Linked DNA regions of Homo sapiens: region 2 is linked to region 1. The links are chromatin contacts, found by Hi-C in ENCODE. All regions are on one chromosome and are shown on one strand. Each heading gives the region's core, a stretch centred on a gene start or an enhancer-like site at or near the end of the contact. The rest is flanking DNA. Distances are from core to core; before and after follow the strand shown.

Evidence for each region. Hi-C counts contacts between places; a loop is a spot of excess contacts on that map. Pooled maps may share reads with other maps.
Region 2: a loop to region 1 is called in a pooled map, with 8 times the contacts of the local background. The contact joins the enhancer-like site here to the promoter of RPGRIP1L in region 1. A Hi-C loop is called at or near these places in 6 of 50 pooled maps.

The regions. Positions count from the first base shown.
Region 1 is chr16:53,702,075-53,705,340 of GRCh38, reverse strand. It overlaps RPGRIP1L (RPGRIP1 like), which reads left to right and starts at 1,482. Exons shown (of 27, transcript NM_015272.5): 1 at 1,482-1,538. FTO (FTO alpha-ketoglutarate dependent dioxygenase) reads right to left here and starts at 1,185. Exons shown (of 9, transcript NM_001080432.3): 1 at 1,112-1,185. The coding sequence starts at 1,156. RefSeq lists enhancers at 963-1,372, 987-1,487 and a silencer at 1,523-1,572.
Region 2 is chr16:53,097,952-53,101,572 of GRCh38, reverse strand. All of the region lies in intron 1 of CHD9 (chromodomain helicase DNA binding protein 9), which reads right to left. Among named protein-coding and RNA genes, the nearest start is that of CHD9, 45 kb to the right of the region's middle. RefSeq lists enhancers at 1,244-1,343, 2,294-2,373, 2,464-2,513, 1,416-2,615, 2,574-2,703 and a silencer at 1,644-1,753. Within about 2 kb of position 2,077, at least 40 of the 41 ENCODE cell types and tissues checked have a DNase peak (open chromatin) inside an H3K27ac peak, as active enhancers do.

The sequences.
Region 1 (3,266 bases), core at 233-2,732:
AGGGTCCAGATCATGCAGGATCTTGTAGGCAATGTGAAGTTTTGCCTTTATCCTAAGAGCAACAGAAAGCCATGGAATATTTTTAAACAGGTGGTTGGCAGAGTAAGGAGAAAGGAAAGGGACATAATTATATTTGCATTTCACGAAGATCTTACTCTATGGTGTGCAGAAGAGAATGGTAGTTGAGGGAAGGGAGAGAAGGTGGAAGAAGAGTTAAGTTAGGGTGTAGAGTGAGTGTAGGCCAATCAATAGGCTATTCCAACAGTCTATTAAAAAGATAATGGTAGCTTGGTCCAAGGTAGTGGAGATGAAAAAAAAAAAAAGTGGGCATATTCCCAATATACGTAGACAAATCAACAGGATCTGAGTTTGGGAATGAGAGAAAGGAAAACACTCAATGCTTCTGAGCCTCAGTTCTTCATCTGTGAAGCTGGGCTGTTATTTATACTCCATCTGTATAATATCTATCTTGCAATCTGCTGTGACAATGATATGAAATAATTTAAATATTATGCACTTAATACAGTGCCTGACCCACAATAAATGCTTTTTAAAATCTCTGTTGCCATTATTATGGTCATCCCATGGAATGGCAACTACCAGAAGCTGAACATCAAAGGTAGAGAGGAGCAATGTAGTTAAAGATTCATATCCACAGCGCTAAAAGACACAAACTGTTATCAGCCGGTCACGGAGACAATTGTTCCAAAGAAACACAGCTGACTGCACAGATATTTCATCTAAGCCGATCTCAGTCCTCAGAGACCATTATGAGAAAGCACAGCTGGTATGATCACAGTCATCTGAGAATCCGGTAAACTGAGGCACAGGGATGGCGACAAATTTAACCAAGGAATAGATGCAGAAGAAGGACAAGGAAATGGGTATCTTGCTTCTCATTTTTGAGCCGATCCAACAAGACTCGGCCTGCATCCTGAAGAGCACGAATTTGTAACATCCCCTCTAATATCTCCAGGTCCCTTGCTGACAAGGCCCTGTCATCCCTTAGTTTAACACCGCGCATCCGCTCGCCATCAAACCAAGCCCTTCCGGTTCCCTGATCCTTGCTCACAGCGCACGAAGATCTCCAGGCCCCGGGAGCCCGACATACCTTAGCTTCGCGCTCTCGTTCCTCGGCAGTCGGGGTGCGCTTCATGCTGCCACTAAAGCCGCCTTCGCCACCGCAAGCTGCGTAGATCCCTCGCCCTGGACCCCGCCTCCTGCATGTAGTTCTCTCAGCGTCCTGCTCCCGTCTGGAGCTATTCTCCCTCTGAGTAGAAAAAACTACAACTCCCAGGATGCACCGCGGCGACACCCGCGAGCGCCACGGGATTTAGCACAGGAGAATTTCCCAGGTCCGACAGCTGGAAGAGCGTAGTCCGCTACCCCGCGAGCAAACAGGCTAGAGTCCAAGGAGAACTACATTTCCCAGGAGGCTACGGGAGCCTGCCATGTTTCTCCCGTGCTCCTCTCGGCCAGCCGCCCGCCACGCTGTCGGCGCTATAGCAACGGTAGCTAGCTGCAGGGCCAGTGGCACGGTGAGTACCCGGGAGGATGGGGGAGGATGAGGGTGGGTGGAGGTTGCTGACCCTCCCCACTGCAGCGCGGGCCGGGGTCCTAGGGTCCGCTCTGCCGCCTGGAGAAGGCCCTGGAGTTGGCCCTGGAGTTCTGCTGGCGTGAAAGCAGCCCAGCCCAAGACACCTCCACATCCTCAGGCCTGAATCACAGGCCGCCCTTTATCCCCACGTCCAGGACCAATTTGAAATGTTATATCCCAGCCATGAAGGTGAGAGTTGATGCTGCTAATTGCCATCTCTATCCAGATCCTGCAAGTTGTAGGTCCCTAACACAGTTTGCTCATTTGCCCTGGATTAGGAGTTGGTTGGTAGACCCTAAACCTCCTGAGTGGTCTATTGTTTGCTTAATTATATATTATTTGTTTATCATGTGATTACCTCCATAACTTGCTAGCTTCATAAAGGCGGGGGTTTTGCTTGCCATTTTAATCTCAGTACCTGATATTCATTTATTCATTCAATAAATATTTTTTCTTTATTCTTTTTTTTGTGTGTGTGACAGGTTCTTGCTCCGTTGCCCAGGCTGGAGTGCAGTGGTAAGACCTCAGCTTACTGCAAACTCCTCCTCCCAGGTTCAAGCGATTCTTCTGCCTCAGCCTCCCGAGTAGCTGGGATTACAGGCGTGTGCCACCACACCCAGCTAATTTTTGTATTTTTAGTAGAGACAGGGTTTCATCATGTTGGCCAGGCTGGTCTCGAACTCCTGGCCTGAAGTCAGCCGCCCGTCTCGGCCTCGCAAAGTGCTGGGATTACAGGTGTGAGCCACCACGCACAGCCAATCATTCAATAAATATTAATGTTGGTTCCCACCCTGTACCAGGCACTGTTCCTGAACAGTTGTGAACAAGACTAATACCCGTCTCAAGATGTTTATCCTTTTTTAGTGGAGACAAACAATAATTTTATCTGATAACTTCAGATAGAGGCAGTTGCTATAAGAGATACAAGCCATGCTTGGTGGCACGCACATGTAGTTCCAGCTACTCGGGAGGCTGAGGTGGGAGGATCACTTGAACCCATGAATTCAAGGCCAGCCCGGGCAACATAGCAAGACCCTGTCTCAAAAAAAAAAAAAAGAAAAGAAAAGAAATAAACAGTGAAGAAATGTAAGGAAGACTACTCTAACATAGGATGGTCAGGGAAAACCTGTCTGAGGAAGTGAACTGAGCTCCAAAGATTAAGGAACCAGCTAATACAAAGGCCTTGAGCAAGACAAGGGTATGGGGGGTTCGAGGAAAGTAAAGAATAATGTAAGTGAAGCATAGTGAGCAAAGAAGGATAACATAAGATGGTGTTGGAGAGGCATTGCAGCATTGTGCAGGGTTTTTCAGCTTCTACACTATTATTAACATTTTGGGCTGGATAATTCATTATTATGTCTCCTAAGCACTGTAAGATATTTAGCATCATCCATGGCCTCTACTCACTAGATGCCAGTAGCATCCCGCTTCCTTGTTGTGACAACCAAAAATATCACCAGACACAACTATTAATACTTTCAACTACCACCTTAAGTGAGTTAACTAATCTGTGTCTCAGCTTCCTCATTTGTAAAGCAGGAATCATTTGAGTAACAGCCTCACAAGGATATGGTGAGACACTTCATTCCTATAACAGAACACTTAGAACAGTACCTGGCACATAGTAAGCGTTCAATGAATGTTAACACCATCATCATCATCATCATCA
Region 2 (3,621 bases), core at 828-3,327, 600 kb after region 1:
TAACTTGCACCTACCCTACCATCTAGCACCCACTGTACACCAGGCAGTAACTTCATAAGTTTACATCCTGATTAAAAAATTGTCGGCCTGGGCAATTTAGTGATATCTCATCTGTACAAAAAATTTAAAAATTAGTTGAGTGTGGTGGCACATGCCTGTGGTCCCAGCTACTCAGGAGGCTGAGGCAGGAGGACCACTTGAGTATGGGAATTTGAGGCTGCAGTGAGCTGTGATTGCACCGATGCACTCCAGCTTGGGTAAAAGAGTGAGACCCTGTCTCAAAAAAAAAAAAAAAAAAAGAAAAGGAAAAAATGTGAGATTGGAGTAAAAAAGATTTATTCCAGTCAGCAGGTTTTTATCCATCTTATGATAAACTTGCTTTTCTTGATATAAAGGAATAAGATGATGTACACCTAATCTGTCGGTAATGTGTAAACAAGCTATGTGGGGCTGCTTGTTAGATGCAGTAAATCCTAATGTAGCCAGAGGCTACAGCTTTCTATTTACACTTGTGAACACACCCAGAGGCAGGCTCTTCTATCATGAGCACAGTGAACAAGTAAAACAACCCTTTCAGATGGTACAGGGCAGTGACATAGCCATCTAGAGAAAATATTATATAGTTACACATAATTATATATAATAACATGTTTTATGCACATCATCTGATTTCATGTTCACACCATCTGATGTAGTAGTAGGATGGTTTTATTAAAAATCCCCATATTACAGATTGGAGACAGAGGCCTATAGTGACTTGCCAATGTCATAGAGCTTCTAAGTGTTTGTGAAGGTAGATTCTACTCAAGCTGGGGGTGGCAGCTCACGCCTGTAATCCCAGCACTTCGAAAGGCCAAGGCCAAGGTGGGTGGATTGCTTGAGCCCAGGAGTTCAAGACCAGCCTGGACAACATGGTGAGACTCCATCCCTACAAAAAAATTAAAAAATTAGTCGGGCATGGTTGTGCATGCCTGTAGTCCCAACTACTTGGGAGGCTGAGGCGGGAGGATCACTTGAGCTCAGGAGTCCCAGGCTTCACTGAGCTATGATCAGCCACTTTACTCCAGCAGCCTGGGCAACAGAGCAAGACCCTGTCTTTTGGAAAAAAAAAAAAAAAAAGACGAATGAGTCTAAATTCAGAGTGCTTTCTAATTCAAAAGGAACAGTGATTTTCAGTTAATATCGCTTTTTACAGGTGTGATACCCAAGGATCACTTCTCTTTTAATTTCCTTTCCCATAGCAGCCCTATTCTCCTCACATTCAGAGGACACAAAGACTGTACAGGCAGCAACTGCACAAAGAACCCATAGACAAAATAAGTAGGGGCCATTTTGTGGATAATTTGGGAATGGGAATTCGGTCCTTGTGGCAGGAGAAGTTTTCTTCGGCTCACATTCTCCGGGTGAGTCATGTAGGTTTATCCCATTATTTGCACAATTCCTCACCTCTCCCCGTGGGCTGCAGTATCACCCAGCCACAATGGCATCTGCCCTTCACCGCTTCATCCCCTGCAGCCTGCTTGGTCAGGGCCTGGCAGGGAGCTGAGGAGCCCAGAGAGGGAGGGGAGGAAGCACGCGGCCGCCAGTGGCTGTCAGCTTTCCCAGCTGACTCAACTCCCCACCTCCTCCTCCCCCGCCCTGCACACAGCCACCAGCCTCCTAACTTTCCATTTCCAGGCCTCTGGGGTGGGAGCACCCCCTCCCGCTGCCCGGGGCGCCTGGTCTGCAGTCTGGGGCTGCCAGGGCACCACGCCAGCTGGCCTGGCGGGCTCTCTCCCGGGACTCTTAGAGTCTGCTGTCATGGAGAGAACGGAATATAGGTCAAGGTGCTCTCGGAAGGGCCCAGGGGAGGATCACCTGACTGGGAGGTGTGTGACTCAGCGGGAAGGGAAGGGGTGGAGCCGAATCTCCCGCCCGGAGGAGTCCGGAGGAGGAAGAGGTCAGGTTGCCTCTGTCTGGCTGATTGTCAGGGGAGGAAGGAGAAAGCAGCTGGAGGCAGAAGGAAGGATAAGATGACCTCTGGTGACCTATCTAAGGTGGAACACAAATCCATTCCAGAGCGGGCCGTCCCCCTCGGTGTAGCTGAAACCACTCCCAGCTCAGAACTCTCTCTGTGGTCGTGAAGACCTAATTAGCTGCCAAAGTGAGAAACCAAATTAACCGAACGCTCATCACTCCAGACTCCATCGACCCAGGCCCCTAAAAGAAACCAAAGACCCTGGTACAGCACACAAAGGTGGCCATCCCCATTAGAAGCAATTCGATCGTTTCCCCCAATCAATTCTGAATATGAAAATTACTAACCCATTTTATTTTACGGGTCCACACGGCAGGGGCCTCCTTTCAAGGGTGCGGCAGTTGCTGCTGTTGCTGGAACAGCAGCTGCTCTGTCTGAGCCTCACTTCCTCTGGCTCCAGCTGCAGGTTCCTCCTGGCCAAGCAGGGAGTTTCCTCATTCTCAGGGCTCTGGGCCCAGGCCTTGCTAGCGGCCACCCTCACCTCCCACCCTCAGCTGCTCACCACCCACCCTCTGTGGGTAGTGCTCTGGGACTCCCTCGTTCCATGAGTCAGAGCCAGGCTGGAGACAGACAGTAGGCTTCCTTTATTAAATCAGCCTCCTGCCCCGTACACTATAGAGGAAAGCTATAATTACTCCTTTGGCCTGGCTCTGAGAACTGAGCCACAGACGCTTGACTAGGAGCGACGGTTCTTGATTTCTGCATTTATCTAATGATGCACCCCAGTTTGGAAATAAGAATAACAGCCAGGGGTTAAGGGCTTGTTACACAAACGTCAGATGTTTTGCATATGTAATGGGGTGCATTGGGCCTGGATAGTCATGTAGATTGCTAGAAAAATCGCTATATTAAGGCTGCCAGGAGTTTTCTGTTTTGTTTTGCATGCCTCCTGCCTCGCGTTGATTGAGTCACACTTGAGGTGGCCTGCTCATTGCTGATGTTGGTTTACAAGAGACAAAGAAAAAAGCAGCCAAACATTGTTTCGGGTCTCCAGGTCAGGACTCTTTCATCCCTTAGGTATAATAGACACAAAATCTCAGGCCTCCCAGCTTTTCTTTCTTTCTTTTTTTTTTTTTTTTTGAGACGGAGTCTCACTCTGTTGCCCAGGCTGGAGTGGGGCAGAGCCATATCAGCTCACTGCAACCTCCACCTCCTGGGTTCAAGCAATTCTCCTGCCTCAGCCTCCCAAATAGCTGGGATTACAGATGCCCAACACCATGCCCAGCTTATTTTTGTATTTTTAGTAGAGACGAGGTTTCACCATGTTGGCCAGGCTGGTCTTGAACTCCTGACCTCAGGTGATCCACCCGCCTCGGCCTCCCAAAGTGCTGGGATTACAGGCGTAAGCCACCACGCCTGTCTGCCTCCCAGCTTTTCTACTGGTTTACAGAAATGTCTGAAACCTGAAAAAACAGTTGGTTCCAATTTTTTTTTTGAGACGAAGTCTCGCTCTTGTCCCCCAGGCTGGAGTGCAATGGCACGATCTCGGCTCACTGCAACCTCCACCTCCTGGGTTCAAGTGATTCTCCTGCCTCAACCTCCTGAGTAGCTGGGATTACAGGCACCTGCCACCACACCTGGCTAATTTTTGTATTTTTAGTAGA